4 separate regions of the Homo sapiens genome follow, and regions 1, 3 and 4 are each linked to region 2. The links are chromatin contacts, found by Hi-C or POLR2A ChIA-PET in ENCODE. All regions are on one chromosome and are shown on one strand. The core of a region is the stretch at or near the end of the contact, and the rest is flanking DNA. Distances in the headings are between cores, read along the strand shown. Region 1 holds the start of PPP1R11 (protein phosphatase 1 regulatory inhibitor subunit 11). Region 2 holds the start of ABCF1 (ATP binding cassette subfamily F member 1). Region 3 holds the start of GTF2H4 (general transcription factor IIH subunit 4). Region 4 holds the start of DDR1 (discoidin domain receptor tyrosine kinase 1).

Evidence for each region. Hi-C counts contacts between places; a loop is a spot of excess contacts on that map. ChIA-PET counts read pairs that join two places held with the same protein, here RNA polymerase II (POLR2A). Pooled maps may share reads with other maps.
Region 1: a loop to region 2 is called in a map of CD8-positive, alpha-beta T cell, with 31 times the contacts of the local background. The contact joins the promoter of PPP1R11 here to the promoter of ABCF1 in region 2. A Hi-C loop is called at or near these places in 2 of 168 maps with a recorded cell type or tissue (CD8-positive, alpha-beta T cell and naive thymus-derived CD4-positive, alpha-beta T cell), 2 of 37 single-sample maps with no recorded cell type and 13 of 50 pooled maps. POLR2A ChIA-PET finds 5 or more read pairs at or near these places in 2 of 52 experiments (WTC11 and activated naive CD4-positive, alpha-beta T cell).
Region 3: a map of left ventricle myocardium superior shows a loop between it and region 2 (12-fold over the local background). The contact joins the promoter of GTF2H4 here to the promoter of ABCF1 in region 2. A Hi-C loop is called at or near these places in 1 of 168 maps with a recorded cell type or tissue (left ventricle myocardium superior), 1 of 37 single-sample maps with no recorded cell type and 10 of 50 pooled maps. POLR2A ChIA-PET finds 5 or more read pairs at or near these places in 5 of 52 experiments (GM12878, WTC11, activated B cell and 2 more).
Region 4: a loop to region 2 is called in a pooled map, with 4 times the contacts of the local background. The contact joins the promoter of DDR1 here to the promoter of ABCF1 in region 2. A Hi-C loop is called at or near these places in 3 of 50 pooled maps. POLR2A ChIA-PET finds 5 or more read pairs at or near these places in 5 of 52 experiments (AG04450, Caco-2, H1 and 2 more).

The regions. Positions count from the first base shown.
Region 1 is chr6:30,063,145-30,070,024 of GRCh38, forward strand. It overlaps PPP1R11 (protein phosphatase 1 regulatory inhibitor subunit 11), which reads left to right and starts at 4,054. Exons shown (of 3, transcript NM_021959.3): 1 at 4,054-4,335; 2 at 5,446-5,554; 3 at 5,960-6,880. The coding sequence starts at 4,267. The coding sequence ends at 6,162. POLR1H (RNA polymerase I subunit H) reads left to right here. Exons shown (of 4, transcript NM_170783.4): 4 at 1,529-1,763. The coding sequence ends at 1,553.
Region 2 is chr6:30,567,054-30,573,444 of GRCh38, forward strand. It overlaps ABCF1 (ATP binding cassette subfamily F member 1), which reads left to right and starts at 4,389. Exons shown (of 25, transcript NM_001025091.2): 1 at 4,389-4,507. The coding sequence starts at 4,435. RefSeq lists an enhancer at 4,009-4,570.
Region 3 is chr6:30,902,290-30,909,456 of GRCh38, forward strand. It overlaps GTF2H4 (general transcription factor IIH subunit 4), which reads left to right and starts at 5,918. Exons shown (of 14, transcript NM_001517.5): 1 at 5,918-6,114; 2 at 6,745-6,884; 3 at 7,146-7,167. The coding sequence starts at 6,748.
Region 4 is chr6:30,880,365-30,887,671 of GRCh38, forward strand. DDR1 (discoidin domain receptor tyrosine kinase 1) reads left to right here and starts at 4,155. Exons shown (of 18, transcript NM_001297654.2): 1 at 4,155-4,346. RefSeq lists enhancers at 327-1,255, 3,690-4,463, 4,533-5,040, 6,056-6,562.

The DNA of each region.
Region 1 (6,880 bases), core at 2,804-5,303, 500 kb before region 2:
AGTGGACTTTTTTTTCATCAACCTTGGAAAATTATCAGCCATCATCTCTTTTAATATTCTCTTTCCCCCATGTTCTCAGTCCTCACATTCTGGACCTCGAATTAGTTACTAGAAAGAGGTTTCTCTCTTCTGTCCTCCATTTCTCTCACCTTCTTTTCATATTTTCAATTGCTGTTCTCTTTATGCCACCTTCTGAGTAATTTCTTCAGGTCCCTCTTCCATGTCACTAATTCTGTCTTCAGTTTATTTCAAGTATTATTATTTTTTACTATTGTTATTATTTTGAGTTCTATTTAATTACTTTTCAAATCTCCTTAATTTTTAAATAATTATCAGTTCTTTAATCATATTTTAAATTGTTCCTTTTATTATTCTTTAAATATATATTTAAAATATTAAATATGGTTATTATATTCTATGTCTTATAATTCTGATATCTGCGGATTTTGTGTGTCTGATGCTGCTGTCTTTTGTTTCTGCTGTCTCTCTCATAGTGCTTTTTTTCTTTGTTTTGTGATTTTTGACTATAAATTCGAGTTTTTTAGAACTTGAACTGTAGGAATTCTTTGAGGCCTTGGGCGAGTGCTGTATTCTCAGCATTTGTGTTTCTTTTCTAGGTGCCTTGAAGCACTATCAAGCTGGAATTACTTTAAATAAATTCTTGGCTTCATGTTTTTTGGAGCAGACAGATAGTATGAATTTGAGCTGCAAATCCATGTAAGGGCTAGCTTACAGTTAGAAATTCTCAGGAGAGAGTTTTCTCTCTTTCTACCTACTGAGACAGTCAAATTCCCCTTCTATAGAGTTGAATTTTTTCTTTTCTTGTTCACTTTTACAAGAAAGGGCAGCCTTTTGCAGTTCCCAAATTTATGCACGGGATCTCCTATCAGACCTTATACATTTTGTCCCTCATTTCCTATGCTTCCAGTGACTGTCAAAACAGTATAAAGGGCACCATAGTGTCACTGTCACGTTTCATAGGGACATTAGTTTTAACTTCCCTGTCTGGATTTCTGGTTTTACAGAACTTTTAACCAGTGTGCAGATTGCCTTTACTTTCTTGCCATCTCATCAAAGGATTAAAAATATTCATAGTCAGATATATCTTTTAAAAGTATTTTTTTCCTATCACTGGTTGTCATTTTACCAAAAAAAAAAAAATTTTTTTTAAATAAAAAGAAGATTTTTTTTCCCAGCGTGTGGCTTGCCTATTTTCTTAACCCTCTTTAAATGAGCAGAAGTTTTAAGTTTTTATAAGGTTCAGCTTATCCTTTTTTTTTTCTTTTACAGCTAGTGCTTTCTGTGTCCTAAGAAATCTTTGCTTTGAGGTTATAACTCATTGGATATATTTTTAATCCCAGAATTTTTAGTTGTCTTGGAATTAGAATTGGAAGTTTGTTTAGGGGAGCCAGTCCTCAATGATGTCATAAATAAAAGTCCTTCCTTGATTATTTGATTGCATATCTTATCTTATACTACTAGAAACTCATCTTTTGGTGAATATAACAAGTCCTTTCTTTCCTCATAGGTTCCAGGAGAAGGAAGACTCTTGACCTTTTTCCTGGGCAACTCTACAGTCCCTCCCTCCTTTCGGAAGGTGAAGGATACTGGGTTTTTAGATGCCTTGTCCATCCTGTCTGGTTGCAATGTTTTGCTCCCAGAAGAGAATCAGATCATCATGTGGGGATTACCATTGTTCCTGGAGTACTCCTACCCTTAGTTGAATTTCCTTATTAAAGTTATATTTTTCTATAAGACCCTGACATATGTATGTTACTTATAATCTGTCTTATTCCAAAAGGAATTTAAATGAGTTTCCAGAGATATATTTATATGAAAAAGAAAAGGGGGAAAAATTAGGACAAAAAAGTAGAGTCAGGAATGAGGCTAATATAAACAAAAAGCAATTGTAAGTATTGCCATACTATTTAAATCTATTTGGTTCCTGAGTTTAGGTTAAGAAAAACTAGGAATTTGGATAGTGAGACATTTAACAGAAATTTTAACCAGATCTCTTTAGCATATAAATTTGGACAACAAAAAATCTGATACTAAGTAATGCCACTAAGTGATCACTATAGGTGAGTATTTTATTAGTATTGAGATAAATACAATACACAGTTGACCCTTGAACAACACAGGTTTGAACTGCTTGAGTCTACATATATGTGGATTTTCTTCTACTTCTGAGACCCATAAGATAGCAGCACATTTAAGCCCTCCTTTTCCTCCTCCTGAGCCTACTCAACATGAAAATGTGATCCACTTCTACTTAATGAATAGTAAATATATTTTCTTTTCCTTATGATTTTCTTAATAATGTTTTCTCTAGCTTACTTGATTGTAAGATTATATGTATTATAAGTATATAATACATATACAAAATATGTGTTAATCAACGGTTTATGTTATTGGTAAGGCATCTGGTCAACAGTAAAGTTTTGGGGGAGTCAAAAGTTATATATGGATTTTTGGCTGTTCAGAGGGTCAGCACCCCTTACCCCCATGTTGTTCAAGGATGAATTGTATATCTATTATAATAGATTCTTACATAGAAAGAAAGAAAAAAGTAAAGTCACAAGGAATCCTACTCCACAGAGATAACCAAATTATACTGTATATCTGTGCTTGTGTATATGTATGTGGCTCTGTATATGTGTGTTGCTATATATGTGTTTGGTTTTTTTAATGGACTAGACATGCTGAACTATATCTTGCTTTTTTCTGTTTGAACTAAAAACTTTCAAGGGGAACAAATGCATACTCAGGTCCCGCATTCCTTGGCTCAAATAGTGATCAAGGGGTTACTGTAATAATTATCATATAATTGTGTGGCCCTTTATATATATTCAGAGCTCTCAAACATAGCTATCTTGTTTGACCCCCACAGCAACCTGGAGAATGGGCAGGGCAGTCTTCCCCACTGTACGTTTGAACTGTTCTGGCAGTTGACTTTCCTGACCCACTCCTGAAATCTGAAACAAACCTGTTCATGTTTCTACCCTACTTTAAGCCTTTCTCTGGCCCATAACAGTGATTGGATTAAGCTTAATTTCTTAGCAAAGCATACAGGTTCTTCCATATAACCACTGCCTACCTGTCAAGCTTCATCTGGCACTCCCTCAGATCCAAGCGGTACAAAACTCCATTTCCTGTAGTGCACACATCTACAACTTTTTAAGCTGCTCTTCTAAAAAAACCTACTTGTCGGCCTTCCTGGTTCTTGTTTTACCACTTTCTTTTGCTCTCTAAGAAACGTGCATATATTTTTATAAAATAGCCTATACTGTAATTTACGACCATTTCTCTGCTTCATCCTACTCATCACCCCAGAGAGAACGAATATGTTGGCAGTATGTAACTACATTCAGATTTACAAATCAGACATGGCATTTGTTAATGCCCCAGTGTTTCATATTTTTGTTAGTTTTCAGCATGCCTGTCTTTCCTACTAGAGCTAAAAGGCAGGGTCTGAGCGTCTTACGCGCCTCCATCTTCAAGGCGTAGCACAGTGACTGAAAAAAACTGACGTTGAACGTGCACTAAACTGAACTGCTCAAACACCTACAGGCACAGGGCGAGGGGTAGAACCACATCGCTTGACTCTTAAGTGTGTTTCCAACTGCTCCCACTTCCCGTTTTCTTTAGAGAAACCCAGACCAAACAAGGAAAGGGAAATAGGCCACGGTAGGGTCATTACTATTGCTCCTTAAGCTTCCTCGCCGGTCCACCTACCCAGACAAGGCAAACGGAAATCTGCAGCAGGACTCAGCTTGGTGCACACAACTCCGCCCTCGCCACACCCACTCTGCAGCGTCTGGCCCGGCAATACCCATCTGGGCGCCCCTCCTGCTTCCTCTAGGCTGTGAGTACGCGTGCTGCCCCAGACTCTCCCTCCTCCACCCACACCCGCAGTGACACCCCTTCCGCCAAATTTGTTTCTCTTTCTTTCAGCGCCTGCGCGCTGTCACGTTACGGCGGAACTAATCCAGCGACGCCTGCGCTTTGACGCATTTGGTGCCGTGGAAGGGAAAAAGGGGGACTGCAGTATGCGTCACACCCGGAAGCGGCGAGCCGGAAGTGGGGTTAGCCAGGTTATCCCCAGGGGTGGAGAAGCGGAGGCCCAGGAGGAGGGGGAATAAAGAAGGTGGAGGATCCTGGCTACCACTCTGAATCCGATACCGCTTCTCTTAGACCTCAGCGACAGAAAAAGGGAAGGGTGTCTCATCCCCCTTCCTCCTCTCCTCCCTGTCCTGAGCCTTAGCCATGGCCGAGGCAGGGGCTGGGCTGAGCGAGACCGTCACTGAGACAACGGTTACCGTGACAACCGAGCCCGTGAGAAAGGCGGGGGGGCGGTGCTGTTTAGGGGTCTGGGAGATACTGGGAGGGAGGGGACAGGGATTAGAAGAGTTGTTGGAGGAGCTAGGCCTAGGGATATGGGAGGTGTGGGGTTGAATATCTAGGGCTGGGAGAATCGGAAGGTATTGGAGCTATTTGGAGTGGCAGAGATGGTGCAGGAGGCAGGTCAAGGAACTTGTAATAGGGAGGTACAGTTAGGATATAGGTGTTGCTGCTTGGGGTGGTTATGTGTGTAAGTAATAAACGAAAGGGAAATTGAGGATTAAGGAGCCAGGAAGATGTTGGGAGGAAATCAAAGGTAGTGTAAGAAAGCATGGTTGGAGGCCAACTTATCAATATTATCAATATTGATATTCGAATAAATATTTATTGAATGGATGAATGTAAAAGGAAGTGGCAGGAATGAGGAAACAAGAAAAGGAGATGAAAAGAGGTATTTTGAGAAATCAGAGAGCAAAGATGTAAATGGAGAAACAAGAAGTATTTATCCAAAAACATGTTAAGTTGCCTTCAAAGGGAGAAGGTTGCATTGGGCTTAATACTCTTGGATTAAAGGAAGTTTAGTAATTAATAGATTAGTAATACTTGCTACTAGAGATGCCAGGATGCCAGAGAATAGGTGGATAAGAGGTAGGGAGGGCTGGAGCTTGAGAATGAGAGAGGTTTTGTTTGTTTTTTTAAGAGAAAAAGAATAGGGGATCTGGAAAAAGGAAGGGAGATCAAAGATTAGGTGCTGGGGACTGAAAAATAATTTTCATGTATTAATACTACCAAGGATGATTTGGGGAGGAAGACGGAGAAACAGCAAGGATTATATTTTCCTTTGAAGAGTTGCTGGGACCTTTCCTAGGTTAGGAATTGTGTCTTCTCTTATACTGGTGGTATAAGAACAGGAAATAATACTTATTCCTCAAGGGACTATCTGAGGTAAAAGACCTGTTCTGTTTTATCTTCTGTCAGCTCCTCTGGTGCTATGCCTATGGTACTGATTGAGCTAAAGAAGAAAAGAGAGGAGGTTCCCTGGGAGGGAGTGGGAAAGGTTAGTAAGAGGGGACTAGATAGGTATGCTCATCCTTAACCTTCTAGGAGAACCGGAGCCTTACCATCAAACTTCGGAAACGGAAGCCAGAGAAAAAGGTAGAATGGACAAGTGACACTGTGGACAATGAACACATGGGCCGCCGCTCATCCAAATGTGAGTAATTGTTGGCCCGCAGTAGCCCTGGAGTTCTGGCTCCCTTCAGCATATCTTGTATCTACTCATATCCACTGGCTTTCCAGAAGCCCCCAGATGTTCATAGTTCTGTCACTTTTTTGGTGGTGCTGTGGTATCAGGGAAAGAGGTAGGGAAGGGCTAGAACTGGAATTGCCTAGGTCTGACAGCAAGAAGTGTCAGAGGTGGGAGAAGTGGGGCTTTGAATTCGTGGCTCTCTAAGAGGACAAGAGGGGTGGGGCCTGAGTCCCAGAGGGTGGGCCTGGGGAAGCTGGATCCTGGAAGGTAGGAGAAAATAGGAATTTTCACTGAGTTTGAGTGGGAATGGAACTGACTATATATCTTACCCTTCCTCCTCTTTAACTGGGCTCCTCCCTCTAAATCTAGGCTGCTGTATTTATGAGAAACCTCGGGCCTTTGGCGAGAGCTCCACGGAAAGTGATGAGGAGGAAGAAGAGGGCTGTGGTCATACACACTGTGTACGTGGCCACCGCAAAGGACGGCGTCGTGCAACCCTAGGACCGACCCCCACCACCCCTCCCCAGCCTCCTGACCCTTCCCAGCCCCCTCCAGGGCCAATGCAGCACTAAATCCCTCTCTCCTCCAGCATTCCTGTGTCTGTCTGGCCCTAAATGTATCCATGTGGCTACTTCTCCAGCCCCCTCCTTCCCTCTCTTCTGCCTGATAGAGGGAAGAGGAAGAGGAGGACGAACAGAGATCCTGAAATTCTGACTTGCTGCTATTCCAGAACCCAGCCTCCTGGGTTTCCCCAGTCCTCATTTTTCCTCCCAATACCCACCCTTCTCTCTCGAGGGATCTAGGCACCTTGGTCCCAGTGTCTTCCTTTTGTTCTCACTGCCAAACTGCCTGTCCTGGGATCTAGTTATCTTGGCCCTGCACTCTCAACATGAGTAGCGAACACTTAAATTGGGTTTTCAACAGTCCCAGCTTTCACTGCCAGGGTCCCAGTCAGATTCCAGGAATTTGCGCCCTAACTTTGCTTGCTAATCCTGGTTTAGAGCTATCCCACTAAAATATTTAATCCTAATTCTTAGTCCTTGCCTGTGAGATATGAGGTCTTACAGGAGACCTCAGAGCTCCCAGCCCTTCTCCTCCTGCTAACCCTTCTCACACCCTCAAGAGGAGTTAGAAAAGAGGTCCTTGTCATTCTCACCTCTTATGGAAAATGGAATAAGAAATAATCATATCCTTTCTTCCCACCCTTCTCCTGTTATTTAGGATTTCTGACAAAGCTGGCTTGAGATTGGTCACTTAGAGCCGACTGTCTCCTCTGCCTTTTGTTTTTCA
Region 2 (6,391 bases), core at 3,139-5,638:
AAAAAGGACAAAATCCCTGCCCATATGGAGCTTACATTGCTTTGAGGATGATAGACAATATACATAGGTAATATAATTTTAAGTAATAGTAAATGCTTCAAATGAAAATAAAGTGAAAAAAGAGGTTAGAGAGTGACAGGTGGAAGAGAACAGGTTGATACAAAGAGAGAGCTGCTTTGAGGAGGTAACACATAGAGAGAAAATTAAACGAGGGAACAAACCATATGAACACACAGAGAAAGTGCGTTCCAGGCACAGGGAACAGCAAAGGCAAAGGCCTTGATGCAGGAATGACTCTGGGGTGTTTGAAGTAAAAATAGAAGGCCAGGCCAGGCGTGGTGGTTCATGCCTGCAGTCCCAGCACTCTCAGAGGCTGAGGCAGGAGCACTGCTTGAGCTCAGAAGTTTGAGACCAGCCTGGGCAACATGGTGAGACCCTGTGTCTGCAAAAATGTTTAAAAAGTACCCAGGCCTGGTGGCGTGTGCCTGTAGTCCTAGCTAGTTGGAGGCTGAGGTGGGAGGATCCTTTGAGGTTGCAGTGAGCTATGATTATACCACTACACTCCAGCTTGAATGACAGACCAAGATCCTGGTTCAAAAAAAAAAAAAAAAGCCCAGTGTGGCTAGACTGTGGGAGATGGGATCAAGATGTTTAACAGAGGGCATATTGTACAGAGCCCTATAAACTATGGTAAAGCATTTGGATTTTATTCTGGATTTTATACTTTTTTAAATATTTTTATACTTTGAACAAATGGATTTACTTTTTTTTTTTTTCTTTTTGAGACGGAGTCTTGCTCCATCACCCAGGTTGGAGTGCAGTGGCATGATCTCAGCTCACTGCAACCTCCACCTCCCGGGTTCAAGTGATTCTCCTGCCTCAGCCTCCCAAGTAGCTGGGACTACAGGCGCCCACCACCACGCCTGGCTAATTTTTGTATTTTTAGTAGACACAGGGTTTCGCCATGTTGGCCAGCCTGGTCTTGAACTCCTGACCTTTTGATCCGCCCGCCTCAGCCTCCCAAAGTGCTGGGATTACAGGCGTGAGCCACCGCGATTGGCCCATGGATTTACATTTTAAAACCACCTCTGACTGTAGGTGTGAAGGATAGACTAGAGAATGAGAATGACAGCAGGCAGACCAGTTAGGAGGCCAGCGCAGTGCAGTGGTCCAGGGAGAAGAGACGATGGCTTGGTCAGGGTAGAGGTGGAGAGAAGTGGTTAAATTTGGGTTATGTTTTCGTCTCAGTTGATGGCAATTACATCTTTCTAGTTAACTCAGGCCAGAAATATTGGAGTCATCCTTAATTCTATTTGTCAAACATGACCTCCAATCCATTAACAAAACTTGTTGGCTCTTTTCCAAAATACATTCAGAAACCAGCCCTTTTCACACCTCCACTGCTGTCACCCTAGTCTGAGTCACCATCACCTCCTAATAGATCTCCCTGCTTCTGTCATTTCTGCCCATTCTTTGCTGCCTGCCCCCTCCCACCTCCCGCCCAGGTTGTTCTCAGCACAGCCTCCAGAGTCATCCTTTTTATTTAACAATTTAAAAAATGTTATAGGCCAGGCATGGTGGCTCACGCCTCTAATCCCAGCACTTTGGGAGGCCGAGGCAGGCGGATCACGAGGTCAGGAGTCCGAGACCAGCCTGACCAACATGGTGAAACCCCGTCTCTACTAAAAATACAAAAATGAGCCAGGCATGGTGACGCACGCTTGTAATCCCAGCTACTCAGGAGACTGAGGCAGGAGAATTGCTTGAACCCAGGAGGCAGAGGTTGCAGGGAGCCGAGATCACGCTACTGCACTCCAGCCTGGGCAACAGAGCAAGACTCTGTCTCAAAAAAATAAAATAAAATAAAAATTAAAAAATTGTATTATATACGGAGACAAGGGGTCTCGCTATGTTGCCTGGGTTGGTCACAAACCCCTGGGCTCAGGCAATTCTCCTGCCTCAGCCTCCCAAAGTACTGGCATTACAGGTGTGAGCCACTGCACCTGGCCAGGTCATCCTTTTATTTATTTTATTTTATTTTTTTTTTTTTGAGACGGAGTCTCGCTCTGTCGCCCAACCTGGAGTGCAGTGGCGGGATCTCGGCTCACTGCAAGCTCTGCCTCCTGGGTTCATGCCATTCTCCTACCTCAGCCTCCCCAGTAGCTGGGACTACAGGCGCCCGCCACCTCGCCCAGCTAACTTTTTTGTATTTTTAGTAGAGATGGGGTTTCACCATGTTAGCCAGGATGGTCTCAATCTCCTGACCTCGTGATCCACCCATCTAGGACTTCCAAAGTGCTGGCATTACAGGCATGAGCCACCGCGCCCCAGCCCAGGTCATCCTTTTAAAATGTAGGTTGGATCACATCACTCTGCTCAGAACTCTGCAGTGACTTCCATTTAAATCAACAGAAGAAGCCAAAATCCTTAAGATAATTTAAAAGACCTTTCCCAATCCAGACCCTGCTTTACTTCTCTTTTCACCTTTCCCACAACTCTGGCTCACTCGTGCCACTCCAGCCCCTCTTGCCTCCTTCCTGTTTGTTCCCCATGTATGTCCGAACACTCCTGTCACAGGGCTTTACTCCAGCTGTTTCTTATGCTAGAAAGGCCCTTCTCCTGGAAATCCATGTGGCCAAAACTAATCTTCTTTAATGATTTGCTTGAATTTCACTTTACTGAGGCCTCATTTAAGACTAAAATCTGTCCTCTTGATACTTTTAAACTTGATCCATATTTTCTTTTATCTATAGGATCATCTCCCCTGCTGGAAACCTAATCAGAGATCTTTATTTTATTCAGTAGTATCCCAAGAGCGTAGAAGAGTGCCTGGCACATACTATACACTCAATAAATATATTTGTTGAACAGATGAATGAAAAAATGAGGCAGACTTAGCTGGCTGATGGATTGATTAGGGGAGGAGGAATGGAGAAAGAGGATGATGACCTTTCAGTTTTGGCCCAAATAACTGAATGACCTGTGGTGCAATTTCTTGATGGGGAAGCCTGGAAGAGACAGGCTTTAGGAGTAAGAACAAGAGCTCCATTTTGTACGTATGAGAGAGATTTATTAAAGATCTCAGAGAAGATGTCCCATAAGCAGTTGAATTCATGAGCCTGGAGCTCGGGGCAGAAGTTGGGGGCCAGCAAGAGAAGTTTGGGAATCTTCATTGGTTATAGATGGTATTTAAAGTCAGGAGGTGATAGGTGATAAGTCTAGATTAAGGAGAGTGTCAAAGATTTAGCCCTGAGGCACTTCAACATTTAGACTTCAGGAGAAGCCCATTAGATGCAAAGGAAACCTATAGAGAGTAGTGTCCCTGAAGAAAACAAAGGAGGGAGGGAGCGACCAAGTCTATCAAACATTGATGGGAGAGTGAGTAGGATGGCCCCAGATCTGTTGACTTTGGCAAGTGTGAATTCAGACAATGGTGGCAACAAAAGCATGATTGTAGTGGTTTGAGAGCTGACAGAACTACAGGAGCACCTTGCTCAAGCTCCCATATTAAGTGGTAGAGTTAGAAGTGAACCAAAGTCTTGATTGTGGTGATAGTTTACTGGGTTTATGCAGGTCAAAACTTATTTAAGTGATACTTTGCAGTTTATTTTGGGTGCCATTTTATTTTGTGTACAGTTTATTGTATGTCAATTATATCTCAGTAAAGCTGTTACCAAAAAAAATAAATGAACCGAAGCTCCACTGCACCGTGACTTCTGCATGTTGGGCTCCAGTTCCCTGTTTACAATTGTACACTTCGGGATTTTGTGACACATTTCAACACTGGACCGATCAGACCTCTCCCTTAGCCATTGGTCTGCACTGTCTTTTCTGCCCATGACCCAGTCAGTCTCGCGCCCCATGACCCTCTCCTAAAACACGCGCAGTCTCCTCTCTCTTCCCCTTCCTCTCGTGTCTTCCTTGCCTACCAGCCTCACCTGATGGGCTCGTGTTCTCTCCGTCCCCGATCCACTCGGGCTCCGGCAGCTGCTGCTTGGGCGCCTTCGGCATCGCGGTGGCAGAACTAGAAACGAGTTACAGATAGAAACTAGAATATGCTTTTTAAAAAAACAAAAAACAAAACAAACAAAAAAACAGTATGCCTCAACTCCTTCATACTAGTAGGAAATTATTATGTTCATTCCTTGAGTCTCGCGGCGTCGGGAGGTCACGGCGTCAGGCTTCCCAGACAGTCGTAAACGCCATGTGTTTACGCGACTGGAGCAAGCGGACGCCGGCCCCGCTCCGTCATTGCAGGCCACGCCTCCACTGAACCAGGGCCACGCCCCCGAGATGACGGCGAAGCTCGCACGTGCGCAGCCCGGGGGCGGGGTTGGCCGCGCCAGCTTGGAGAGCCAGCCCCATCGGGGTTCCCCGCCGCCGGAAGCGGAAATAGCACCGGGCGCCGCCACAGTAGCTGTAACTGCCACCGCGATGCCGAAGGCGCCCAAGCAGCAGCCGCCGGAGCCCGAGTGGATCGGGGACGGAGAGAGCACGAGCCCATCAGGTGAGGCTGGTAGGCAAGGAAGAAACGAGCAGAGGGGGAAGAGAGAGGAGACTGCGCGTGTTTTAAGAGAGGGTCATGGGGCACGAGACTGACCGGGCCCCTGCGGGAGTTACTGCGCATGCGTGCCGTGGGCCCGGGAGGAGTTTGCCGGGGAGGAGTGGGTTTGGAATCGGGGTTAAAGGAAAGAGATCCAGATGTCGCACGTGACCTAAGTGAGACTGGGCGAGATAAAAGAAAGAGCATATGGCACCGAGGGAGAGATGGGGAGAAATGGGAAAACCTTGCTTAAAAAATTTGGACATCCGCCCCACCATACACTGTATTCCACCAGGAATATATGAGCCCTGCCTCGACCTCCCCTTCCCCCTGCGCGCGCATACACACACCTTGGGAGCCTGTGATCCCCCTTGTTTCTCAAGAGAGGGTGACTCCTTCATGGTTTCTTTCTTAAGACACCCCTCTCACTCAACTGGAGCAAGAGTGTAGATTTTTGATGTTGGAATGAGGGTTAAGGTTTACTTAAAAAGCAGCGAAAGTTTGTTAAGCGCTTGTTTTTAATTAAGCACTCTATATACTGTGCTTTGAGAGGGGAAGGAAAAAAACATGAAGATATCCTCCCAGGGTTGAAGTCAGTTTTAAGGGGGACATAAATGGACACAACTAACCCCAGTAGGTACACAGTAACTAATTTTAAAAGCACTTATTGGATGCCTACTGTATACCAGGTACTGTGTGGAGGAAGTGGGAATGTAGAGATAAAAGATAAGACTTTCCCTCAAGGGACAACCCAGTATGGTGAAGGGTCAGAGCATTAACCAGACAGACAGTGGTTGTCAGAGTATGATGAAGGTGCTTAAGAATGTTATGGGACTGTAGAAGAGAGGAGGAGCATCTACTCAGACAGGTAAGGGAGTGTCAGCAAAGCCTCCCAAGAATATGTAATAGCTGAGTATTTTTTTTTGAGGCACATTGTAGCTCCATCACCCAGGCTGGAGTGCAGTGGCATGAACATGGCTCACTGCAGCCTCCACCTCCTGGGTTTAAAGGATCTTCCTGCCTCAGTCTCCCAAGTAGTTGAGACTACTGGCATGCACCACCACACCTTATTTTTAAAATTTTTTGTAGACACAAGATCTGGCTATGTTGCCTAGGCTGGTCTCAAACTCCTGGGCTCAAGTAATTCTCCTGCCTCAGCCTCCAAAAGTGCTGGGATTACAGGCGTGAGCCACTACATCTGCTCCCCAGAGTTTATTCTTGAAAGATCATCGTGAATTAGCAAGGGGAAGCGCATTCCAAGCCAAGGAAGTTTGTGGAAGGTAGAGATGTAGGCAAGCCTGACTGGTCCCACTAGAGCCTGGTGACTAGTGTGATGAAGTCAGAAAGATGCTCAGGAGACAGATAATGAAAGGCTTTAGATGCCATTCCGAGGAGTTTAATCCTAAAGACATTAAGAAGGAAGGCCCATTGAAGTGCATAAGGAATGATTATGAACAGTTCACCTGTAGCACTGAGCAATGGAGAATGAATGGCCTTGAACTGGTCAAGATGGAGGCGGGGAGACCATTTAGGGGGCTCTGGCCATGATCTAGGTGAGAAGTGGTAAGGGGATAAGCCAAGGCCTGAAGAATAAAGAGTTACTAAGGAGGCGGCATTGATCGGAACTGAGAACTGATTAAATGAAGGGAGAAGTAAGGTTGACACTTAAGTAACCCAGTGACTAGTAGACTATTAACTGAAAGCAGTAATGGACAGGAGAGTAAGAAGTGGAAAGAGATAAGGTGAACTTCTGAATGCTGAGTTAGGCGTTTCTGAGGATTTCTAAAAGGAAATGGCAAGAAGAGAGTTTGTTTAGTCACTGTGGAGAGACAACTATACTAGGAGTAA
Region 3 (7,167 bases), core at 4,668-7,167, 340 kb after region 2:
TCGTGATCCGCCCACCTTGGCCTCCCAAGGTGCTGGGATTACAGGCGTGAGCCACCGTGCCCAGCCCCACCTGCAGTTAATTTAAAAGTCAGGCCCTGCTTGTCCAAACCTGCTTCTCCTCCACAGTCTACTGACTCAGTGAATGGCAGCATCATCCACTTAGCTGCACAAGCCGCACAAGGTGGCATCCCCGAGCTCCTTCTCCCTTACCTTCCACCTCTCAAGTCCAGTCCAGCACAAAACGCTGTTGATTTTGCCTCCCAAATCTCCCTGGAACTTGTCATCTCTGTCTCCATCGCCCTCCTGGCACATGCTGCCTCCATCTTGCCTGGACTCCTGCAGTGGTCTCCCAGCTGTCACCCAGATCTGCCTCTGCTCCTCTCTGGGTTGTTTTCCACCCTGCAACCACAGTTATCTTTAAAACACACAAATCTGACCCTAATCCTTCATTTCAAATCCAGCAGTGACTTTTCATTAATCTTAAAATGAAGAACAAAATCCTTCTGGCCAAGGTTGGCCCCCACATACCTCTCCAGCGTCCTCCCCCACCCGCTTGCTTTCCTCTGTGGGCCACTGGCCTTCTTTCAGATTCACCCAATGGGCCACAGTACTTCCTGCCACGTGGCCTTCGTGGCATGCTGTTCCCTCACCTGGAACAATGTTCCCTGCAGTCTGTGCCTTATTAACTCCTGCTTGTCCTTCAGCAGTCTTTCCTGACTTCCCCAACCAGGTCAAATTCCCTACTGATAATCTCAGAGGACATGAATCTCTTCTTTGTGGCACTTACTACGTGTGTAATTTTACATATCTTTTTATACCTGCCCCTCCCACCAAACTATAAGTTGCACAAGGGCAAAATCTTGGAACACAGGGCTCAATATTGGTTGAAAGAAAGAATTGTAGCAAATATCTGATAGACTAACATAGATTCTATGTAGTTACAGAACTAGAACTAGGATTAATAAGTGAAAGTTACAATAATGATGATAATATATTACTGAGCACCCACTATATACCAGGTATTGAAATTACGACATATTATATCTTACTTAATACAACAATATATGAAGTAGTTAAAATTACTTTGCACAGAGAAGAAAATTCTGTTAGGTTAAGCAGCTTGCCCAAAGTAGCAGTCAGTCAACAGTAAAGCCTGTGGGAAGTGGGTCTGTGGGCTCCTGGCTCTCTGTTCCTTTTTTTTTTTTTTTTTTTTTTTGAGACAAAGTCTTGCTCTGTCACCCAGGCTGGAGTTCAGTGGCACTATCTCCGCTCACTGCAACCTCCGCCTTCTGGGTTGAAGCGATTCTCCTGCCTCAGCCTCCTGAGTAGCTGGGATTACAGGCACCTGCCACCATGCCCGGCTAATTTTTGTATTTTTAGTAGAGACTGGGTTTCACCATGTTGGCCAGGCTGGTCTTGAACTCCTGATGTCTTGATCCACCCTCCTCGGTCTCCCAAAGTGCTGGGATTACAGGTGTGAGCCACCACGCCTGGCCCTGGCTCTCTGTTCTTTCTCTCCAGGATGCTGCCTGAGAGGAGGAGGTCATGAGCTCCCTATCACAGGAATTTTCTTTTTTGAACTACCATGCCCACTAACATGCTGGCCAACACGGTGAAACCCTGTCTGTACTAAAAATACAAAAAAAAATTAGCCAGGCATGGTGGTTCACGCCTGTAATCCCAACTACTCGGAAGGCTGAGGCACAAGAATCGCTTGAATCTGGGAGACAGAGATTGCAGTGAGCCAAGATTGTGCCACTGCATTTGACCTGGGTGACACTGTAAGACTCTGTCCCCTCACCCCCTCCAAAAGAGGTGTGCCTATTTCAATTTTTTTTTTTTTTTTTTTTTTTTTTTTTTTTTTTTAATTTGAGACAGACTCTCATTTTGTTGCCCAGTCTGGAGTGCAATGGTGTGATCTCAGCTCACTGCAACCTCCACCTCCAGGGCTCAAACAACCCTCCTGCCTCAGCCTCTCAAGTAGCTGGGCCTACAGGCATGCACCCTCATGCCCAGCTAATTTTTTTATTTTTTGTAGAGACAGGGTTTCACCATGTTGCCCAGGCTGGTCTCAAACTTCGGGGCTCAAGTGATCTGCCTGGCTTGGCCTCCCTTCAAAGTGCTGAGATTACAGGCATGAGCTACTGGACCCGGCCTCAATTTTCAGCAAAAGTGTATGAGTATGCTCCTATACCCTGGTCAACATTGAGGTTGTCAATCCTTAATTTCTTTTTTGCTGAACTTTTATATTTTAATTTTATTTATGTATTTATTTTGAGATAGAGTCTTGCTCTGTTGCCCAGGCTGGAGTGCAGTGGTGTGATCTCGGCTTACTGCAACCTCAGCCTACTGGGTTCAAGTGATTCTCCTGCCTCAGCCTCCCAAGTAGCTGGGATTACAGGCGCCCGCCACCATGTCTGGCTAATTTTTGTATTTTCAGTAGAGACGGGGTTTCACCCGCTCAGGCTAGTCTCGAACTTCTGACCTCAAGTGATCCACCCGCCTCGGCCTCCCAAAGTGTTGAGATTATAGGTGTGAGCCACTGCCTCCGGCCGATTTATTTATTTTTATTTTTATTTATTTATTTATTTTGAGATGGAGTTTCACTCTTGCCCAGGCTGGAGTGCAATGGTGTGGTCTCAGCTCACTGCAACCTCTGCCTCCCGGGTTCAAGTGATTCTCCTGCCTCAGCCTCCCAAGTAGCTGGGATTACAGGCGCCCGTCACCATGCCAGCTAATTTTTGTGTTTTTAGTAGAGACAAGGTTTCTACTAAAATGTTGACCAGGCTAGTCTGGAACTCCTGACCTCAGGTGATCCACCCACCTTGACCTCCCAAAGTGCTGGCATTACAGGTGTGAGCCATGGCGCCTGGCCTATATATTTATTTTTAAGAGACAGTCTAATTCTGCGGCCAGGCTGGAGTGCAGTGGTGTAACTGTAGCTCACTACAGCCTTGAACTGCTGGACTCAACCGATCTTCCTACCTCAGCCTCCTGAGTAGCTAGGACTTCAGGTGTGTGCATACCGAGCTAATTTCTTTTTCTCTTTTCTTTTCTTTTCTTTTCTTTTTTTTTTTTTTTTTTTTTTTTGAGACAGGGTCTCACTGTATAGCTCAGGCTGGAGTGCAGTGGCATGATCACAGCTCAGTGTAGCCTTGACCTCCTGGGTCCAAACAATCCTCCTGCCTCAGCCTCCTGAGTAGCTGGGACCACAGAACCAGGCCTGGCTAATTTTTTGAATTTTTTTTTTTTTTTTTTGAGACAAAGTCTCGCTCTTGTCCCCCAGGCTGGAGTGCAATGGTACGATCTCAGCTCACTACAAACTCCACCTCCCGGGTTCAAGCGATTCTCCTGCCTCAGCCTCCCGAGTAGCTGGGCTTATAGGCGCCTGCCACCACGCCCGGCTAATTTTTGTATTTTTAGGAGAGACGGGTTTCACCATGTTGGCCAGGCTGGTCTCGAACTCCTGATCTCGGGTGATCCACCCACCTCGGCCTCCCAAAGTGTCGGGATTACAGGCGTGAGCCACCGTGCCCAGCCAATTTTTTGATTTTTGAAACATTTCTGATATTCTGTTTAACTTTCTTTTTGCTTTGGCCAATCTTTCTTTCTCTTTCCTTCTTTCCCCCTCCCTAACCCTCCCTTCCTCTCCCCTCCCCAATTCTCCCCTCTCCAGTTCTCCCCTGTCCTCTCCTCTCTTCCCCTCTCCTTTTGGGACAGGGTCTCACACTGTTGCTCAGGCTGGAGTGCAGTGGTGCTATCATTGCTCACTGCAGCCTCAATCTCCTGGGCCCAAGTGATCCTTCTACCTCAGCCTCTTGAGCAGCTGGGACCGCAGGAGAGCACACCACTACACCTAGCTAATTTTTGTTTTGTTTTGTTTTTGTAGCGATAGAGTTTCTGTATAATGCCCAGGCTGGTCTGGAACTCCTGAGCTAAAATGATCCACCTTCTTTGGCCTCCCAAAGTGTTGGGATTACAGGCCTGAGCCACCCCGCCAGGCCTCTTTCTTTTCTTTTTCTTTTCTTCTTCTTTTTTTTTTTTTAAGCTGCTCCTTGCTGAGCAGGGCTAACTAGTAAGCAGTGGTCTGTCCCAATCTTTCTATTATGTTTCTTTTTCTTATTGCTTTGTAACAGCTTTTTGTATTTTGTTTATTTCATCAACCATTTCTTCCTAGATTGTAAATTGTCTTTCAACCTTACCTAAAGTTTGCCATAAAGAAGCTCTGTCAATTTTTAGCTTTTCTTTGAAGATTTTAAAACATTAATTGCTAAAAAGACAGGGACAACAGAAAACATGGGTGGGCTACAAAGTATAAAAAGTCTTGCATAGTCATTACCATTTTGATCCCTGGTTGCTTGCAAATGTGCTTCAAATCCCAGCTTGGGCACTTCCTGTCTGATTGTAGGGATTTTTTTTTTAATTTTTTTTTTTTTAGAGATGGGCATCTCAGGTTGGGCTCAGTGGCTCATGCCTGTAATCCCAACACTTTGGGAAGCTGAGGCAGGTGGGTCACCTGAGGTCAGGAGTTTGAGACTAGCCTGGCCAACATGTTGAAACCCTATCTCTACTAAAAATACCAGAATTAGCCGGGCGTGGTGGCACACACCTGTAGTCCCAGCTACTTGGGAGGCTGAGGTAAGAGAATCGCTTGAACCCGGGAGGCTGAGGTTGCCGTGAGCTGAGATCATGCAACTGCACTCCAGCCTGGGTGACAGAGTGAGAGACTCCGTTTCAAAAAAAAAAAAAAAAGAGAGAGAGAAATGGGGGTCTCCCTCTGTCACCCAGGCTGGTGCGATCATAGCTCACTGTAGCCTCAAACTCCTAGTCTCAAGCGATCCTCCTGCCTCAGCCTCCCAAGTAGCTGGGGGTCACAGCTCTGAGCCACCTCGCCAGGCTGCAGGCAAATTTCTTAATCTTGCCGGGCTCCAGTCTTCCAGTCTATAAGGTGGGAATAACAAAATTTGCATATAGGAATTTGGGGAAACGTGTAGTTCTGGGTTTGGGTGAAGACCTCCACTTTTGTAGTAGGTTCATAAATCAAATCAGAGCAAATAGTTGGTGTCTTAAAAACTGTATTTATCTGGGTCTTCTAAGTAAACGGTTTGAGGAGTGGTGGAGGCAGAAATTAAGATTTACTGAGTACTTAGGGTCAAGTAAGGTGCACTGGATCGTGTTAATCGTTAACTCGTGGAAACCGCCCAGAGTGTGTACGCTTTCTTTCTTTTCTTTCCTTTTCTTTTTTTTTGAGACGGAGTTTCACTCTTGTCGCCCAGGCTGGCGTGTAATGGCATGGTCCTGGCTCACTGCAACTCCGCCTCCAGGGTTCAAGCGATTCACCTGCCTCAGCCTCCAGAGTAGCTGGGATTACAGGTGCCCACCACCACGCCCGGCTAATTTTTGTATTTTTAGTAAAGACGGGGGTTTCACCATGTTGGCCAGGATGGTCTCGAACTCCTGACCTCGGGTGATTCGCCGCCTCGGCCTCCCAAAGTGCTAGGATTACAGGCGTGAGTCACCGCGCCCGGCCTGGAGTGTGTATTATCCCAATTTTATGGGGAGTAATTGTGCTCACTCGGCTCACCACCAAGTCGCCAGAGCGCGCCTCCGCAAGGAAGCCCTCCAGGCACTTCTACTTTCCCGGACCCGCCTCCCGCTCCAGCCGGTTACACGCGCCGTTAGCAGCGTGGGCGGAGTTGGTTCTGCCTTCGCGGAACCAACTGGTCCAGCTTCTGGTGTCTCCCCTCGCTCAATTAAAAGCCAGCTCCTCTCCTTTCGGCTTCCCCACGGTGCCTTTCGGGATTTGTAGTCAGACGCGCTTCAGCCGGCTCTAAGGAGAGCAAAGGCAAGACTCCAATTCCCAGCATCCCCCGCGCCCGGAGAGTGCAGCGTCTATTCTCATCCTCTTCACTTTTCCACTCCTCCCCTTACCTCCCTTCTCTTCTGAATTCTCCATTCTGGGCTCTTGCCTGTGAAATCTTTCTTTGCTTTCCCCATCTTTTCCTCGCATTTTTTCACCATCTTTCCCTCAATCTCCAGGAGCCAATGCGAGACTTTGGCTCCGATTAAGCGACGGCCCGAGACTCGGGGTGCGCGAGGAGGATCGACAGAGTGGTGAGGGGACCTAGGAGGGCGGGAGTGGCAGAGGTATGAGAGAGAGAGAGGTGAGTGGGAGGCGAAGAGTGAGAGGAAGGCAGGGAGAAGCTAGGAGATCGGAAGGCGTGGGTCAGGGTGAATGACGTGAAGTAGACTTGGGAAGGGAAAAGAGGTGGCTTTAGATTTGGGAAGCATGGAGGGGAGAGGTTACCGCCGTACTTAGCAGAAGTGGGCTAAGAGATAGAAGATAGGAAGGACGGGCAGATTTGGAGCTTGTAGACTGGTCTGACCAGGATGGGATGGAAGAGAGAGGTGTGGGCTCAATTTTCTTTGTCCCTGTTTAGCCAAAGATGAGACAAGTCATTGAAATACAAAATGATCTTGCAAACACTGGACAGTTAACAATTCTGTCACTTGGTAATTGAGGGAAGACTGGAGTTGAAGGGCAGAAATAGGGTGAGGAGGCAAGAAAGGGAGGGAGATTGGTCAGGTTTGGGAGAAACCAGAGGAGATGAGTGACATGGGAAAGGAGACCACAGAAAAGGTGGGGTTATTGTGGGGACTGATGGATCTGGAATCAGTTAGAAAGGTCAGGGGTGACACTGGCATGGATGGTGAGGTTGCACTTCTGACGTTTGCATTCCTCAGGTGATGGAGAGCACCCCTTCAAGGGGACTGAACCGAGTACACCTACAATGCAGGAATCTGCAGGAATTCTTAGGGGGCCTGAGCCCTGGGGTATTGGACCGATTGTATGGGCACCCTGCCACATGTCTGGCTGTCTTCAGGTGAGAAGCCCCTTCATGGCAGGGAAATGTAATGGGGTCTGCGGAGTGGAATAAAATATCATAGGTAAAAGTGTAGCAGCCTGGAGTCGGGGTGGGGACTGGGGGCAAGGGTTGGAAATTGCTCTAAAGTGTGGAGGCCAAAACAGCAGGACTGGTAAAGTTGTGCTGGAGTGAGATGAGATGTTTGAGAGGTAATTGAGGGCAGAGATGCAGATACAATGCAGCTTCTGATACTAACCTTTGACCTCTGTTCCTGTACAGGGAGCTCCCATCCTTGGCTAAG
Region 4 (7,307 bases), core at 2,905-5,404, 310 kb after region 2:
GCCTCCCAAAGTGCTGGGATTATAGGCATGAGCCACCGCAACTGGCACCATTGCCATTGGTATTTAAGAGGTGATGGTTTAGGCTTTGAAATTGGGGTTGTTTGTGAAAACTGAGAGCACCTTTTGTTTTCAGATATTTCCTATGGCCATTGGTGTAATTGGAGGGAAGCTCTCGCCATATATAATATTTTTGAGACAGCCAACTAAGAAACTGGGATTCTGGTTCTCTCCAGGGTGCAAAATCCTGGGAGAAGGAAGTGAATTCTCAGGGGCCCAGAAGGAGTCTCTAAAGGACCTCTGCCAGTCAATTCTAATCTCTCTTCTCCCCTGCAAATCAGCCCCTGCTTCTGCCTCTTTCTCCGCCTCTCCTAGATTCTCCCCCTCTGGAGGGCCTGAGCTCCCGGCCACCACCCCCAATGCCGCTTTCTGTTTCCTCTGCCTCCCTTCATCTCCTTTTGTCTGGGGTTTCTTTGTCTGGGGTCTCCCTTTGGTTCTGTTTCACAGTTCTCAGCCTCCCCTCCCTTTCTCCACAGCCAGGCTGCTCAGTCCCTCTCTGCGGGGGCCTAGAGGCTCGGTGAGGGGAGCGGGACTTGGTTGCCATGGTCACATTGAAGCCAGCCGCAGCTGGCCCGGGCAGCTGCTCCTCCTGGGCCCGGGGCCCCGGACGCTCGGACAAAGCCAGGCAGCGTTGGCAGCCCCAGACCCGACCCCAAAGGCCTGAGACTGGGGTGACTGGGACCTAAGAGAATCCTGAGCTGGAGGTGAGAGGGGGGAAGCCAGAGATGAACTGGGAGGGCAGGAGTGGGCACTGGAGCTGGGCCCTCCCCTTGTGGGCAGGGACCAGGCGGTCCCCGGCTGGAGGCTGGAGGTGTGTTGGGAGGAGGGGAGCGGCCCAGAGCCTGGCAGGGAGGAGGGGAAAGAGAGGGAATAGAGTTGGGTGCCATGGTGTGGTGAATGGGCTGAGGGACTAGGGTGTCCCCAAAGGGGGACCGTTGTCCAGAAACAGGTTAGATTCTCTCTTTGGTCCTCATGTCCCCATCTGTCCCGCAGGTGCCTCTTCCTTTCTCAGCCTTTTATACTTCTCATCTCCCCGTGTCCCTTAGCTTCACACTCTGCGCCCCAGTCTCCCTCCTCTTTCCCTCCACTCTCTGTTTCACTCCAGCCCCTTCTTCCCTTGTCCTTGCTTCTTGTCCCCTTGATCTGTCTGCCCAGCTCTCAAGCCTCCTCAGTTCCCTGCCTTCCTCTCTTAGGAGTTTGTTTCCAACACTGTTTCCTTCCCGAGTCCACTTCAGTTCCTTCATCCAGTTCAGCCCTTTTCTTCCCAAACTTCAGTCTCCTCCTCTGAGCCCCTGGGGCTTCCCACCTTTTGCTGTGTGTGCCCTGTCTTCATCCTCCTTTTCCTCTCTCAGACCTGTCTCCTTGGCCTTGACCTCAGTCCATCTCCGTCTCTCTGGGAATTCTCTCACCATTGTCCCCATCTGACCATCAGCCTCCTCTCCCTCTTCTGGTCCCTTGCCCTTTTCTTCCCCAACCACAGCTGAGCTGTTTCATCTCTCTCCCAGAGCTACGTCATCTCAATCTCCTCCTTCGCTCCCTGGCCTCAGTTTCCAGTTTATTCAGTGGCATCAGGTCTGACTCACACCCAAAGCCTTGTACACTCCTTCACCCTGCCCCCCACCCGTCGCTTCTTACTCTCCCCAGCTGCTGACCCAGCCTGCTCCTCCAGAGGCAGCTGCAGCTCCCGGAAGGGGACTGCAGCTAGTGTATGTGTGGGGGCCCATCTGGTCCGTCCTCTCGCTCGCTGGTCGTGCTGGGCTTCCCTCCTGTGGCCAGGTGGTCTGCAGGCCTGAAGCTGCCTTCTCCCCTCTCCTACGTGCCTCTCCTCACATTTTTTCAGCTGTTTCCCATCCTCTCCTTCCTGGGCAGCAGGCTGCCACTGGCTTGAAGGGGAGGGAAGCCCAGGATGGGAGGGGATGGTAGAGGGTCATTTGGGGGTTCTCAGGGACACAGGGGGCCTCTGGGGTTCGGAGTGATGCAGGAGATGTGGAATGGGCTCTGGGGACCACGGATGGGTAATCAGGCCCTCTTGGTCTTTGGTGCTGCTCTCTGGGCCCCAGGATGGCTGGGATTTCCCTCTCAGGCCCCTGGGAATCTCGGCTCCGAGTCCCGCATTCCAGCTGGCTCCAGCTCCCTTTCCGTTGTCACTTGACTCCACTGGGCCCCAGCCTTGCATCCCTCCCACTCCTCCAGCCTAGAGCTGGGGCGAGGTGGGCATCACCACTAGGAATTTCTCCTGAGGCAGTGAGAAGAGGGGACAAAGGTTTCAGGACTCTCTAGCTCCTTCTGCTCTCCCCAGTGGACCCCTCTGTCTGGCACTGCCATGCCACTTAGCTGGGGTCAGCGTGGGCCTGGGGTGTGGAATGTCCCACCAGGGTATGACGGGCTGTAGCTTGCCTGGCAGGCCTGTTGGGGCTTTCCCAGAGCACAGCTCCTGGAAGGAGGGGCTGTGGGCTGCCAGGTGAGGTGACTTGGGAAGCCTTGGCCCCACCCCCAGGCTGGCCCCACCCCCAGTCCAGCGTCTCCTGGGCCTAGATTCCCCAGCTGCTGTTCTCTGGAGGGGTAGGTGTTCTGGGGGAATGAATCCCTGGGGGCTTGGTGGGACAGGAAGGCGGGAAGAAGCTGCTCTTCGAGTGACCCTGGGGCTGTCTGTTAGCAGGTCCCTCAGCCGTTGGAACGTCCTTGGGCTTCTGAACTAGTGCCCATGTGTGCCTCGGCCTTTCCCAAGGGCCAGCTTCTTCCTGGTAGTGCTTTTGTGTACTTGTCTGGTTGGGACTTCGTGTTTCTTTCTTGGGATTGTTGTCTGGGACTGCAAGCAGGGTATGTTTTTATCTACTGTGAGGTTCCTGGGGCGGAGATGTGCAGTGGAGCGAGAACTTCCTGTGACCGTGACATTGTCTAGGTGGTGAGCAGGTGTGGGGGTGTGGAGAGAGGTGAGGGGCTGAGGTAGTGCTGAGTGGGGAAAAAGCACCTCCCACCACAAGCTGTTCTGTCCCGCTCCATCCTCTGCCCAGTAGCTCTCTCAGTTGCTTTGCCTACTCAGTCTCACTGTTTCATCTTCCCTGGGTCTCTTGGTCCCCTTCCTTTTGACTGTGTGTGATTTTCAGTGTGCCTCCATCCTTCTCCTGCTCCTCTTCTTCCTCCTCCCGACCACTCAACTTTGTCCTGGCCTCATTTTTGGCCTCTTCTGGCCAGTGATCAGACCCTCTGGCCCACTACGGCCAGAGCTGGCTGGGCCTGAGGGAGGCTTGCCCTGAGGACTCCTGAGTCCCCCTCCCACTCCACTCCGTTGGGAGCCCAGGGGAATCAGGGCCTGGGCGTCTGGACCCCCGGGTCCCTTAGAACGCCCTTCAGAGAGAGGAACTGAGAGGAGAAGGAGAAGAGAGTGGGCCCGCCTTCAGGGTCTGGGGCCTTCCAGGTTGGGTCGTAGGGGCGGGAGCGCACAGGCTGCGAGAGAGGAGCAAAGGTTGGTGGAGGGAGAAGAGCAGTCTGGGGCCTGGCTGGACAGGTGAGCCCTGAGACCTGAGCTCTGCTCCCTTCTCTGGGCTAACTCCCGCAGCTGGGCTGGGCCGAGCCTGTGGGAACCTGCTTCTTCCTCTGTGCCCTGGGGCTGCTCCCCTTTGCCTCTCCCACCAGGAACCGATCCCAGAAGTAGGAGGGGCGTCTTCCCCTCGTGGGCCCTGAGCGGGACTGCAGCCAGCCCCCTGGGGCGCCAGCTTTGGAGGTTCTCGTTTGGGGAAGCGGGGGTGGGCTGCGAGTGGGTGGAGGGGGCTGGGCGCGGAGCCGGCCGGAGGCAGCGGCGCGGGCGGCTGGGCGGCCTGGGAGCGCCCAGGCGGGCTTGGCGGGCGGGTTACCTGGGGGAGGCCGGGCCGGGCGCTAGCGCGCGGGGTGGGCGTGGCGGGCGCGGGGCCTGGAGCTCGGCGCCGGGCGTGGGAGCCACTGGGACTACTGGGTCCGGGAGGGGGAAGGGAGGGCTGCGAGCCCGAACGCGCGGCGAGAAGGCCGAGGGGAGGGAGGGGAGCGAGGAGCGGGAGGAGGAAGGGAGGGAGCCGAGGCGAGGGGGAGGCGGCGCCTGGGCCCGAGCCGCCCCAGCCCTGGCTCCTCTCCCCGGAACAGGCCCCCGACAGCTGCTCTCGGGAGCCGCCTCCCGACACCCGAGCCCCGCCGGCGCCTCCCGCTCCCGGCTCCCGGCTCCTGGCTCCCTCCGCCTCCCCCGCCCCTCGCCCCGCCGCCGAAGAGGCCCCGCTCCCGGGTCGGACGCCTGGGTCTGCCGGGAAGAGCGATGAGAGGTAGGGAGAGCGGCGGCGGAACCCGCGGGCGGAGGCCTGGGGCTCTTGGGGTGGGGGCGCGCGGCGGCGCCTGCAGGGCGAGGGGCGGGGGAGGCAGGACGTCCCGAGCCATGCTTGGTCGTCCAGCTCTTCTAAGCCTCCCTGCCCGCCTCCCCGATGCTCTGGCATACCGTCTGAAAACCGGGGGCGGGGACTGGGTGGAGGTGAAGCCCGTGACCTCCCAGAAAGAGTTTTGAGCCTCCAGCCTTGAGGCAAGTCCCCTCTCACTCAGTGCGGAGGAACTGAGCCCCGGGAGGAGGTGCTCCTGTGCAGCCCCACTGAGTCAGCTCATCTATCGCCTGCCCTCCACCTGGCCAGTCCCTGCGGGCATCTAACTGCTAAGCCTCCGCTCAGCCAACACCCAGTTGGTCAGTCTGGTCACAGTCCAGCAAAAAGAGGGACTGCCACTCTAACCCACCAGTGACACCACTCTTCCCGGCTGGATGGTCAATTAGCTCTGGCATGAGAGAATGTCACTGCCGGTGAGCGCCAGCTTCAGGGTCCCACCCCCCCATGCCTGGCTCTTGGCTGAACATTTCTTCCCAGCGCTTCCAGCAGCCAGAGGCAGGCGCCCAAGCTCGCTGGCTGTTGCTGAGGGCCTGTAGGTGTGTCCAGGACTGAGTGGTGTGGTGGAGACAGGTGAAAGGGGAGTGAGTGGAAAGGCAGGGAAAGGCTGTTGTCCTTATTGCCACTCTTCCCACCCAGCGCCCACCTGTTCCCTGCCCCCTCGACGTCCCTCTGGCTTGGTCACCCATGTGTGTTAGAGGCTGGGCCCCAGTTCTCTGGGGATCCTGTGCCCAAGGGCCCGGGTGTGTGTGTCTCATGCTGTCTTTTGGTCACAGGAGCATGTGGTGTCTGTCATTTCATGTTCACAGGTGTCTGAAGGTGGCTATTCACTGAGCGATGGGGTTGGACTTGAAGGAATGCCAAGGTGTGGACGGGTTGATGTATGCATGAGCTTCTGTGTTTGCTCTGTCTCAGAAACTCTGTGAGGGTTGTCAGGGACACTGAGAGGTGGGTGTGTGCATGCCACATTTAGCCTCGCTGTTTACAGCCAGTTCAGTAAGTTTGTGTGTTTCACCGTGTGTGTGTGTACAGAGCTGTGTGGGTGTTGTCTGAGTGGGACTTGGGGGTTGGGAGAGGAGCGTGAAGGGCTTGAGGCAGGGTGGCCTGGCCCCTGGTTTGTCTTTGGTTGTAATGGAGTGGAAGGGGGTGGGATTGGGGAAGGTCTTCTGGGCTTGTCCTCTCTTGCCCTCTGGGTCTCTGACTGTGGACTGAAGACCCAGTGGAGAGAGATGAGGTGACTGGGGGTGTTGGAGAACAGACAGCCCAGACGTCTCTGTGCTTCTCCGTGTTCCTCTGCTTGGCTCTGTGCCCCGTGTTTCTGAGCCTGCTCTATTTACCTCTTGCATTGTGGCTCTCGCTCTGTCTCCGCCTGCCTCGTATCCTCTGCCTGCCTTTGTATCTCTGCCCCGGGCTCCTCTCGGCTCTGTGTGGCTCTGATGACTCATCTGGGATAGGCATGAAGGTTACTTAGGGGAACAAGAGCCCCGCTGTTCCCGAGAGAGGTGGGGTTGGAGAGCGGCACCCAGGAATTCCAAGCCAGTCTCCTGGGACTCTGGCAGCCTGCTCCCCGGCGCTGGACCCTAAGGGACCAGGCGTGATGCCTTCTGGTTCTAGCCTCTGAGTGCCCCCCACAACTCAGTCGTCCCCCTCAGCTGCTGCTTCAGAGCTCTGGGGTCTCAGCTGCCTCTTACATTCCTGCCCTAGTGCATTGTGGGAGCAGCTGGAGGAGGACAAAGGGATGGGGGAGTATCCCCCACTCCTCCTACCTCCTGGGGTGACCTGCCTTCCTTGTCTTTAGACCCGCCCTCGTCTCCAAGGCAACTCAGCCTTTCCTCAGTCCCTCAGAGGCAGCCACCTTCTGGAAGTGGGAACTGGGGGGACTGGATGTCTGGGTCTCAGGAAGGCAGAGCAGGGATAACTGGGCCCAAGATGCCCTGAACCTGATAAGAGGTGGCAGTCGAGTCCCTCAGGACTCCAGGGCCTGGAGACTTCAGTACAGGGCTCTGAGACCAGTACAGGTTAGGATAGCTTTTCCTGCAGCAGGGGAGGGGAGAGTAGTTACTTGGGTTTGTAAGGAGATGCCATTTAGAATAGTTTTATGTGGGGTAAGCTTCCTGGGCCTGAGGAACAGAGTAGGGATTTTCAAACTTTAATGGGCACAGGTCACCTGGGAATTGTGTTAAAAGGCAGATTTTGATTGAGCAGGTCAAGGGTGAGCCTGAGATTCTGATTTCTTCCATGCTTCCAGGTATTGCTGATGGTCCAGGGACCACCCTGGGCCTAGAGGGCTATAGGGGACAGTAAGACTAGAAGGTGCTGGGGTCCCCTCTGCCCTTCTCTTAGAATTCTGGACTCCTATGTGGGAGGGCAGCAGGGTGAGCTGGTCCAGGCTTATCTGATGTTTAATTCTATCATATCCTCAACAAGGAATTGCCCAACCTTTCCTGGGACATATTTATTTTTTAAAAGTCAAAATGATTTTCATATTCTTTTACATATCTTATGATTTTACATAAATGCATTTATGTTACAAGATTTAGAAAAATAGTACAATCAACCTGTCTTTTTAAATTTGCTTTTCTTTTGCCCCGTTCATGTTAACTCTTGTTATATTGTATTCTATTGTTATATTCTATTATATATTCTCTCCTTCTAGACGTACACACAGGTATATATACAAACATGGGTGCTTGTTTATTCTATTTTCAAAAGGTGGGATATTTTTTATACTTCTGTTGCTTGCTTTTCATATTCAACAGATATACATGGAAATCACACAAAGTTAGGAATATATTGCCTCTTTGTTACTTTTCATAGCTGCATAGTAGTCAATAAACCTTATTTTTTTTAATTCCA